Linked DNA regions of Mus musculus: region 2 is linked to region 1. Evidence: chromatin contacts called from ENCODE Hi-C data. All regions are on one chromosome and are shown on one strand. Each heading gives the region's core, a stretch centred on a gene start or an enhancer-like site at or near the end of the contact. The rest is flanking DNA. Distances are from core to core; before and after follow the strand shown.

The links. Hi-C counts contacts between places; a loop is a spot of excess contacts on that map.
Region 2: a map of v-Abl transformed pro-B cells shows a loop between it and region 1 (3-fold over the local background). The contact joins the promoter of Ctnnb1 here to the promoter of Eif1b in region 1. A Hi-C loop is called at or near these places in 2 of 37 maps with a recorded cell type or tissue (heart and v-Abl transformed pro-B cells).

Annotation. Positions count from the first base shown.
Region 1 is chr9:120,489,374-120,494,680 of GRCm38, forward strand. Eif1b (eukaryotic translation initiation factor 1B) reads left to right here and starts at 3,233. Exons shown (of 4, transcript NM_026892.3): 1 at 3,233-3,468; 2 at 4,734-4,897; 3 at 5,162-5,263. The coding sequence starts at 3,438. D830035M03Rik (RIKEN cDNA D830035M03 gene) reads right to left here and starts at 3,208. Exons shown (of 2, transcript NR_166642.1): 1 at 2,733-3,208; 2 at 1,048-1,757.
Region 2 is chr9:120,929,437-120,935,407 of GRCm38, forward strand. Ctnnb1 (catenin (cadherin associated protein), beta 1) reads left to right here and starts at 3,964. Exons shown (of 15, transcript NM_007614.3): 1 at 3,964-4,202. It overlaps 4930593C16Rik (RIKEN cDNA 4930593C16 gene), which reads right to left and starts at 1,366. Exons shown (of 3, transcript NR_040753.1): 1 at 1,324-1,366; 2 at 934-1,231. Gm38502 (a long non-coding RNA gene) reads left to right here. Exons shown (of 2, transcript XR_380012.2): 2 at 627-773.

The DNA of each region.
Region 1 (5,307 bases), core at 1,983-4,482:
GCGGGCAGATCTCTGTGAGTTTGAGGCCACCCTGGTCTACAGAGTGAGTTGCAGGACAGCCAGAGATACACAGTTAGATCATGTCTTCAGAAATAAATAAATAATAAAAAATATTTTTAATTAAAAAAAAAACCAATCAGATACTTTTTTTCAAGTGGAGTTTTCTTTGTGTTCTCATCAACGAATCCCGAGCCAGGTGAATTGTTAAGTGCCTTGAGAAGGAAGTATCAAGACAGCAGAAGACATGCCCCAAATCTGGGCCTCGGGGAACCCTGTGAGGAGGAGGAAGAGGCAAGAGCTGTGGTCCTGTGAAGGAGAGCGGGGAGAGGATGGGATAAGAATCTCAGGCTTCTGACAGATGTTAGGAGATGCAGATAAACTGAAGGGGAGTGTTGAGCCCACGAGAGGAGCCCCCATCTCTCTGTAACCAGCCTGCAGTCTTATCTTTTATGTGTGTCCTCAGTTCCAGGCCAGGAACAGCCAGCACAGAGCTTGGCCTTGGGAGGATGCAACGTTAAATGTGTGCATTGAACTCCCTGAAGAGGGACATCAGAGTCACAAGTGTTGTGGCCACAAATTCTGTACAGAAGACAAGTCTTTGGATGGTCAAGGATCCAGGGTTCCAAACAGATACCATGCCTCCATGACTACCAGACATAAGACATAACTGAGTGAATCCCATCACAGTCTCTGATGCAGGCAGACTGCCAGGGTGGATGGTAGCTACATCATAGTGTCCCCTTTATGAGGAACCAAGAGAAGCAGCTCCTGTGCCCAACAGCCAGGCAAAGTGATTCCTGCTGGACAGCCGGTAGGTTCTCTCCCTGTAACATGTGGGTTTTCTGGCTGATTTCAAGTACGGTGTTGTGTGGATGCTAAGACCCTGGTTTGGAGTCTACCTCTAACCTTGGCAACCTTCCAACTGTCACCCTTTATCTTCGCTCCTTCTCTTGGTCAGCGGTTCCCTGTGACCCATCCAGACTCTTTTCTGACACAGCCAGAAACGACACTTTAACCCACGCTGCTACCACTTAAAGCCAGACACACTCCATTTTAAACACTTCAGTTTATTCTTTTTATAAGAATGCTGTCTTGTAGAAATGGGATATAAGCTACATGTGATGTGAGATTTTCCAGTAGGGTTTTTTTTTTTTTTTTAAGTAAAAGCAGGTGGACTGGAATCTTTTGAAGTCTGCGCATATTTTATATTTACCCTTGCATTTCCATTTAGACCAGCTATACTGCAAGAGCTCCGTGCTGTGGGTGAACAGTAGATTTGCACTGTACACTAGAGGCTTAAACACAAAGTCCATGAGGGCAGACACAGAAGAGCCTTTAACCAGTTTTTTTTTATTTGCTTGGCTAAAACTTTTGTAGCTTTCTTGGGTACTTCTGATGTAAGCCTTACTTCTAAATGGAGGGATACGTTCTACTAACAGGTATAGTGACAGTGAGACCTTGAAATTTTCGGGGTGTGTGTCTGCAATGTGAGTGATGTCCACCTGAGTGCAGGTACCCACAGAATCCATAAAAGGGCATCCGACCTCCTGGAGTTGGAGTTGTAGGCAGTTGAGAGCTGCTTTCTCCTGAGAGCTGGGGCCTGCAGCAGTCCTCTGAAAGAACAGCTAGACTATGCCATTGCTCCAGCTCCAGTCTTCAGGGAAACTTCAAGGTTTTTCTGTTTTAGTTTTCTTCTCTGGCTCACTCATCCTAGGCTCCATCTGAGAAACCACGTAATACCCAGTGGTAAGGTATATCTAGTAAGAAAAGGGGGGAAACATACCATGTAGTAGAGTGGTAATTTATACCGTATGTTTTGTGTAGTCTGTGCTTCTTATACTACTTTGTAGACTTCTTTAAGTTACTTAGAAAATAGTGTTAATATTTCAGGCAGAAAATTTATATAATTTATTAAAAACTTCTCAAGGACTGGTGAGGTGGCTCAGGCTTGCTGATGGCCTGACAACCTGAGTTCCTGCTCCAGGACCTACATGAAGGTGGAAGATGCTCAAGACTATTAATTCAAATATTCGTAAGCTAGAGTTTTTCAAACCATGGTATAAGAATAAAACTGAGTAAGTAGTGTGCCTGAAACCTGACTGGTGGATGTAGGGGCATACAAGTGTATTCATTTTTACAACCCTAAAGCAACAGGCCATGCATAGAAACATTAGGAGCGGCCACTTTGTACAATAGAAGTCACTGAAACATGAGCACTACACTCCAGATATTCATTTCCTTTTTTAAACTACAGTAATGGACTTCGAGAGACTTCCCAGGAGTTGCTGCTCTTACACAAGACCTGGGTTCTGTTCCCATGGTCTCATAACCAGCTGTTATTCCAGTTCCAGGGGATATGACACCCTCTTCTGGCCTCTATGGTACATACACCCAACCACATAAAAATAAAATCTTTTTAAAAAGGAAATTGTAGTAGCGATTGGACCTACTGCTACATCTTGTTGAATGGATTGCTAGACAGAAACATAGTATGTATGCTATCTATGGCTTCTAATGTCTTGCATCAGGCCTCCAATACTATTTCAACACGAAGGCAACAGGTTTGACCTACAAAAAGGTTAAGAATTCCAAATTTTTAGTCTACTGCTTTGGTCTAGAAAGCCAACCACCTGCATAGGTGGTTTACATAGGTTAAGACGGTTCTCCACTGTCCACTGATGGTTGTGCACGGTTACTCTTTACAGTTACTTCATCTGCTCGCTCACACTCACCTAGCAACCACCAGACACCCATCCTGCACGGGACTTGCATCCGACCTTAGGAGGCTCCGCAGAGGAGAGCTCGGGCGGGATGGTAGCGCGTTCTCTCCACGCACACCTGACTCTGCTAGAGGCTAGGTCGTGACACCTGAGACAAACAGGTTAAGCTTAGTAGAGACTGCAGCATCGGAATCCCGGGGCTTGGAGGAAGGGAGAATTCCCAGGTGGCACCCACAAGGGTTCTGCAAGGAACTCAGGGGTCTCGGGAACCCTGGGGGCTGGGGAGGGCGGCGGAGGCGCAGAGCGCGGTCCCCGCTGGTTGCAAGTCCAGACCCCCGGGGGCACGTTTCTCGCCGTTGCACCCGGAAGCGCCTCCGCCCGGCGCCTCGGGCGGGACGGACCGCGGCTGCCCGCAGTGGGCTCCCGCCCGCTCCTCGCTGGCCCCCGGCTCGGCGCTCCGGGGCGGACGCGCGGTGCGTGCGGACGGTCACGTGGCGGCGGCGCGCGGGGCTAAATACGCGGCGCCGGCCATTTTGTGCGAGAAGCCGCAGCGCCGCCTCCCTGCTCGCGCCCCACCGCCGCCTCCGCGTCTTCCTGCGCCCCGGGCTTCCGCCGCTTCATTGATTTCCGTTTCTCGCCGCTGCAGCCTCCTGACACGGTGATCCGGGCGGGCCCCGCGGGAATTCTATCCTCTCACCGGCCTCACACTAGTGTCGCATGTCCACTATCCAGAACCTCCAATCTTTCGGTAAGGGCCAGTGGCCGGCCGCCGCCCGCGTCCCTCTGGGCTTTGTCTCGGCGCCCAGAAGATGGCGACGGGGGGCTCCCCGCGACCCTAGCCCGGGGGATGCCCCTCTCCGGGCCTCGGACACGGCCTTAAGTGGGCCTGCGACTCCGTAGAGGCGAGGGCCCGACCGGCAGGCGCTTGGGGAACTTGACACTGGCAGGAAGACAAGGGTCTCGGGGACTCACAGGACGGTCGGGGGACACGCCAGGGCTGCAGGGGGACCCGCCAGAGGCTGGGGGGACTGACAGAAAGGCCGGGGGCTTCAGAGACCCGTAAGGGAGCTACAGTACTTGCCAGGGCTGCAGAGACTAGGACTAGGGGCTTGCAGGGAACCTGACAGTGACAAGACGCTGGGAGTCTCTGGTGTTATCTCTCTTGTGGCCTCGGGGCTGGCCAGGGCTTTGCAAGGAGACTGGAGGGGTGGGGCCCAGAAGCTGGAGAACCTGACAGCTTTAGGGTGACTGCGAGACCTGTGACTCTCAGACGACTCACAAGTGTGTGTGTGTGTGTGTGTGTGTGTGTGTGTGTGTGTGTGTGTGTTGGGGCATGGGGGGCGGGGGGTGGCCTTGCTCAGTCCTTGCTGGGAGGGAAGGGAAGTTAAGGGCTTAGAGGATCTGCGACTCAGTCGGCCAGGACTGGAGGGGGGGGGGGTGCCAGAGAGACCTGTCACTGACCGGAGCTGGGGTGGGGCTGGACCCAGCTGGTTTTAAGCAGCCCCCAGAGGCGTCTGTTTGAAACACTTAGGAGAGAGGCCTCTGATTTGACTTGGAAGTGGCCCTGTTGTCTCTGCTTGCAATCATTTTGTAAATTACACCTCGTGAGGTTGCATGTATATGTTTATATGTGTTTTATAAGGCTCAGTTACTATGTTAACTAATTGGGGTGGGTGTTTTTGAATGTTGTAGTCGAAAAATAGTGGCGGTGACGCATGTTCTTGTGGCGGCTGTATGAAGGCTGTATGAAATTAGGGTTTCGTAAATGTTTTCTGTCTCATTTGCTGGTGGCTTCCACAGTGGTGGTCTCTACTTTTAAGCTCAGATATCGGCATACAGAGCCTGCTTAGGTTTTTCTCCTTTGAAAAACTTATTATCAGTGAGCCCCACCCTCGCCTGCAGAAATGGAGCAGGAGTGCTGGAGGCCTCACCGAGGTCTGTCTGGATATGGAGTGGAGCACGCTTCTACATACTACTTTGTAATTTGTTTTCTACTTTTCTGCTCCTCTACAGACCCCTTTGCTGATGCAACTAAGGGCGACGACTTACTCCCGGCAGGGACTGAGGACTACATTCATATAAGGATCCAGCAGCGCAACGGCAGGAAGACGCTGACCACTGTGCAGGGCATTGCGGACGATTATGACAAAAAGAAACTTGTGAAAGCTTTCAAAAAGGTGACCGTGAGGAGTGGGTGCATGCCAGAGCTCGGGCCAGGAGAGCTGCTTTGTTCTCCATCTGAGTCGGTTACCCCTCTCTGAGGAATGTGAGCCGATGAGTTGTTACTGTTCCCCTAATATTTCCCTCATGTGGCCTCCAGATTCATTTACAGAGTCGCTTAGTTCTGGAGGACACTGCTCCTTGGTGCAGTCAAGCCGGCTGGCGCAGCTGTGTTTGTTCTGTCAGAGTTAACCCTCTGCATTTAACTTGATGTGTTGTAGAAATTTGCCTGCAATGGAACTGTGATTGAACACCCTGAGTACGGAGAGGTTATTCAGCTTCAAGGGGACCAAAGGAAGAACATCTGCCAGTTTCTTCTGGAGGTGAGTGGCGGATGCACCCCGTGTGACCTTGAAAGAGGCGGGAA
Region 2 (5,971 bases), core at 2,714-5,213, 440 kb after region 1:
AAAGAGTGGGTTTTTCATTGTCTGTAAAATATAAACACAGATGAGTTCTGTCTTTGGTTGGTTCATGCTTTTCATTCAGCACAGCAGGGATGTTCTTAAGAAGTTGCCCTCTGAGAAATTTCACTAAATGGGAACCGTGGACCCTGCATGATGGGATTATAATCACACCAGCCACTCCTTTTACATAATTTTTTGTTTAAGATCCAGTAAGACCCCCTGTTTTTTTAATATATCTAAAGCAATAGACATGTATATGTCGATAAACTGAGGGTTCGCGTCGCCCCCACCGTAGCCTGGTGCAAGCTGAACAAAAACCGGGGTGATATCCTCTTCTATAAATCTCAATAGATTCAAAAACAATATGAAAATTTTCAGCTGACAAGAACATGTCTGCTGCCTGCAGTCCCTGCAATAGCTCACCATGTTGCCTACTAACCGAAAGATCAAAAATTATCGATTTCATGGCGCTGTGTGCTCTGGAAAAGAAAAGCTACTTTAACATTTGCATTGTTTAAAGACATCTTTTAGAAGAAAAGGCTCGCACCCCCCCACCCCAAACTCTTTGGGATGTGAAAATGGCTTGTTTTCATCTCCCTCATGATTTTCTATAATTCTATTATTTTTAGCAGCTGGAGTCCAGAAATGATTTTTTTTCGACGAATTTAGGATTTTGCCGCAGTGTTCATCTGCAGTCCCAGAATCCTCCGGTAAGTTAATCCTTCTTGCGATGGGAAACGCCTTGAACCTTCTTGTGAATAAAATACCTGCAACCATTTTGAAATTTTTAATAGAGGGGCTGTGTGTGTGAGTGCATGTGTGTGTGTGTGTGTGTATTTTTGCACGCGTATAGTATTGGGGAGTATGCGTGTCAAAGCATGCTTTCCTAGGACCGCATTGGTATCTGTTCTGAGAAATATGAAGAAACATATATACCTCTGTGCCCTTTGCCTGTCACGATGAGTCTCCATTGCTTCCTCATCTCGCTCTGTACGGTAGCCGTTAAAACACATCTTTAGAACATAATCCAAGGAAGGCCCGGAGAACACGCAACTGCAAGCGTGAAGGTTGGTGCCAGCATAACTAAAGGCCCAGGCCACAGCCACCTCCGTACCCATCACCTCCCGCTTCCTTCACGGTCCCTCCTTTGCTCTGGAGCCGTTCATGGGCTGCGTGCGAGAGCTTTCCACGGAGGCTCTCTGCGGAATCTGCCCAGTGGGTTACTAGACGGCCTCTGTGTGGGAGAAAAAGCCACACGTAGTCTGACAAGAGGTATTTACAACTGCTTAGCCTGTTCAACTGGAAATCAACAAAAAGATGACATACCCCTGACACGGTGTTTTACAAATCAAAAGTCTGGATCCATAAATAGCCCACTTGACGAACGTTAGAACGGAAAGCGGATTGTGATTTTTTTTTTTTTTTTTTTTGCCTGGTGTTTCCACGTTATCATAAAGAAATTATTTTTAACAGGTCTTAGAGAGTCAGTATTGGCTGTTTCTGAGTGTATGGCTCTGCTGGGAAAGGAGTCTTCCTTCCCAGGGTTATTGGGATAGGATCCAAAGTGGACCACACCCTAATTCCAGTGTGTTTTTCCATCTTTTGTGCCTATTGTCAAATGGACTTGGCTGACAATTACAGTTTTACTTTAAACGATGAAGGTGTTAATCAAAAGACGTCGGCTGTCCTCAAAAGGAGGCTCATTGTTTTAGGTATGCAGTAAATGTTTGACTAATGGATTTTTTAGAGCAGAAGGACCAATGCTGGCTTATTAATACTTACTTCTGCACAAAGTGCAAACACAGACTGAGCATGTGTGTGTGTGTGTGTGTGTGTGTGTGTGGTGTGTGTGTTTTAGTGAACATCCTCTCTGCTCACTATTATTCTACACTATTCAGTGTAGGCAAAGCTTGATCTGCAGGTGGTCTGATTACAGGACAAACACACCCCCATCCCATTTCTCAAAATGAATTACTTTATGTCGAACCCATTGGGCTGATCTTGAGGAGAAGGGGTGTAGAAGAGACACCAATTGCCATCTATGTGAAGTGTGTTACCTGGGGTCAATTATTTTAGCAACTAATTTTATAAAACCACCTCCTCCTTAGCTGCTTATGTTATTTTCAAATTAGCTCATAAAACCAGCAGGTTTCTTTATTCATCAGGTATGTTGATGACGTGTTTCTTTCTGGTGTAATGACAATATTTGTCTTAATTTCACAGAAATTGTCATCTGTTTTTGGTGACAAAATTATGGAATAGTCTTGTTTCATGAACGAAGTGAACAGAAATCTAGAGAAAATGTAAAATTCAGCTCACTGGTTTCAAGGCCAGTCACCTGGTTATGTCTCCTGCCGAGTTACACTGATAGGAAGAGGAGTGTTTGCGTTGTGGTAAAATCTGCCTTTTCTCTGAAACATATTCTCTGAATTATCAATAGGGATTGAGACTTTTAATTCTACGCTGGGGTTAAAATGCCAGAATTATGTGCTCTGTCTTGGCGTCTGGCTAGAGGAATATGAATACAAGGCTGTCTTTATCTTTTAGATTTGTCAGTGGTGCAGGCGCTTCTTAACGAGTTTTAATAGTGTGCCCTTTAAAAAAGAAGCAAAATTGGGACACAGAAAAAGAAGCAAGTGTCAAAAAGAAAAAAAAAAGAAAAAGAAAAGAAAGGAACCCCCCCCCCCCCCAAAAAAAAAAAGAAAAAGAAAAGAAAAGAAAGGAAACCCCGGACAGAGGTGAAGTCAGCTATCTAATTTTAAACGAATCGACCAAATATTCTTTAACTCTGCATGTGACAATTAAAATTAGGGGTTGGTAGCTGCAACCACCACTGGTAGGGCTTTGGTAAAATACCTTTTCCTGCTCTATCTCTCTGAGTTATGGCAGGCCAAGTCAGCCCCAGCCAGCAGCAGAGTTTACTCTCCGGAAATCCGAGCAGAGCTGCAGAGGGGAAAGGTCTAGACAAAGGCCCTCACTGAGCAGCTCCAGCATGGTGGACTGTGGTGGTTCACAGAGTTACGGTGATATGTCTTTAAGATAGAAAATTGAGTCATTTAAAAACTAAGCTGGCCCTACAGCACCGGCCCTGCCTCAGTGATGCATGGGCTTCCTGCCAGTACCTGTACATAAGGACCTATTGTTTACTTGCGTTAATTACAGCGCTGGGATGAAAGAAGGCAGTGGGGCAACTTTCCCTGTTGCCATTGTTTGGGAAGAGACGTGAGCTCAGAATAATAGGCTGGAGACAGCCAATTCACCCCAACTGCTCCAGTTTTGACAAGTGCCAATCGTGAAGGACAACAATGGGGCCATTTCCAAGAGAAGATCCAACTTCACCCTATTGTCATGATTTGGGGGGGGGGGAGCTCTCGAAGGATACAAAATTAGTTTTGAAAATTTAAGAGGTTACCCACAGGTCCTCTCAGCAACACACTCGAGTTTCTCAAACAATACAGAAAAATCGCTGTCCTTGGTCCCCACGCCTGGTTCTACTGACCCAGTGAGTCTGGGTAAGATGGGGTTTCTAGGAATCACGCTGGTGAACGCAGTGGTGGAGCTGAATCACTTGTTAATAGATGTTCGCAGACACTCTTGGGGACTCCAAGGCCTCCTGGGGTGGGGAGGAAAGGTGGCTGGGCCCCAGGTTCCCTGTCCGGATTCCAGAGGCACAGCGGGAAGGGAAGCGGGACACTCCTGGGAGCGGTAAAGTGTGGTGGGGTCCAATGGTGGTTCAGGGGTGTGGCGGCCGGTGCACCGGTGATGGCAGCCTCGAACCTGCGCCGTCCGAGGCCGCACTCCACCCGGCCCGCGGCGGCGGCCCGCTCTCGATTCCTTTAGTTTCCAATGGAGCGGCGTCTGGACGCCCCGCCCCGGCTCGGCCCCTCCCGGCGGCGCACGCGCAGAGCGACTCGGACTGGCGGGGACTACTTTCCCCGGCCCGCCCGCGCCCCGCCCCTCGTCCTCGCGCGGCGGAACGCTCCGCGCGGAGCGGCAGCGGCAGGATACACGGTGCCGCGCCGCTTATAAATCGCTCCTTGTGCGGCGCCATCTTAAGCCCTCGCTCGGTGGCGGCCGCGTCAGCTCGTGTCCTGTGAAGCCCGCGGCCCGGGGAGGCGGAGACGGAGCACGGTGGGCGCCGAGCCGTCAGTGCAGGAGGCCGAGGCCGAGCGGGCGGCCGCGAGTGAGCAGCGCGCGGGCCTGAGGTGCGGCGCCGCGGCGGGCCGGCTCGCGCCGCGCCAGCGGGAAACTTCGCGGGCCGGGTGGCGGCGGGAGGCCGCGGGGACGCGCGGGCTGGGGCCGGGGCCGGGCGGGCGCGCGCCGGGAGCCCGGATGGACGGCTGGCCGCCGTGGGGGGTGGGGACCGCGGTTCGCGTCCGGGCTGGGGCCGCCGCGGGGGCGGGGTGGGCGGGGGCCTCGCCTCCGTGGCCCGCGGAGCCGGGGGGACGCGAGACCTGGCGCTCGTCCCCTCTGTCCCTCGTGGAGCACGCACAGACAAATTTTTTTTTCTCCCTGCAACGACCTGACTGTGAGTTTGAATCCAAACAACTTTAAGCCGTGGAGTCGCCAAACTTGGATGCAGCGGGCGGGATGCGTCAGGAGCGTGTTCTCGGAGGGTGGCTTCTTGGACTCGCGTGGGGTTGGTGGCTGCGGGGCCGAGGTCCTGGCGGGAATTTGGGACCGTGGACGAGTCACCGGCCACTCCTGGTGTTGGAGGCGGGGGGGGGGGGAGGTGCGCGGGATCCGAAACCTGGGCTTGGGGGAGGGGGACTTGCCCTTAGCCAGTAAGTGTGGGGTCCGCTCCAAGTGTTTCTCCCCAGCGCGTTTGCTTTCTGAGCGAGACGGAGTGGCCGGAGCGCGGACCGCCAGGGCGTGGGAGCCTGGCGACTTGTTCTGAGTGTTGTTTGGGGGACCAGACTTGGAACCGACGCTCCCAAGTTCGGTACCCCAGGCCCGCTCCGGTGAGCCCGCTGGCTGCGGGGCAGCTTTGTCTCGGGCTCGGGTCTCCAGACATCTGTGGGCTCCCCTCCCCCGCGCCCCCCGCAGCCCCCCTCCCGGGGCCTGAGCTCTGAATGGAGAGCGGCTGGGCTGCTGGTATGCGGAGGTCGGCGAGAGGAAATCGAGGAGTGGTTTTAGTGAAACGAGAGCTTTGTGCCATGAATAATGGTGGCTTAGACCAGACAGCAAGCTGAGGAGACGGCAGCTTTGCCTTTGATAAAGTCTGCCTCATGTTTTTCACATGGCCAAGTTGTGAAGCGTTTTGTCTGGGATTTAGGAAGCCATTTCGCTATTTACTTGAGGTTTGCAGATGTCTCAGTGCAGTCTCTCCTCGTCCCGGGAAAGAGCTTGCTTTCTTGGTTCTAATTTAATGTTGCTTAAGCTTGTGGCCTTTGTATTTCGGTTTTGTATGTCCGGCTCAAACTTTGAGTTAAGGCCCGCAGTTACATTTAGTTCACTTTCACCTTAAACATTCAGAAATCCCCGAAATTAAAATGAAGTGCCTCCAAGGTTTGTTTGAGAACGCCCTTTCACAGCGGACAACATTGTTGATGGTACTGGGGATAGTCATTCTGTGACCTACCTAACCTTTGTCCTCAAGGCCGAGTCTGGACAAGGCCTTTAGTGGTGGCAAGGAAGTTGGAAACTTGCAGATGTTTCTCTACAACAAACCCTCCCAGGCTGAAGTCCTTAATTAAGGAAGCAGGCTATCTGGAAAGCTTAGCTTGCCTGGGACAGAGTCCTGGGCCTCACAGTCTGTAAAAAGACTATCTTCAGATAGGGAAACATTTAATCGAATGCAGGCGTGAAGAAATAGAGTTTAACTGTCATGTGATCATTTCTCATAGTCTAGAGCAGTGCTTCTCAGTCAGTCTTCCTGATGTTGTGACCTGTTAAAATAGTTTCTCAACTGTTATGGTGACCCCAACCGTAAAACTTTCCTTGCTACTTCACAACTGACTTTGCTACTGTTGTG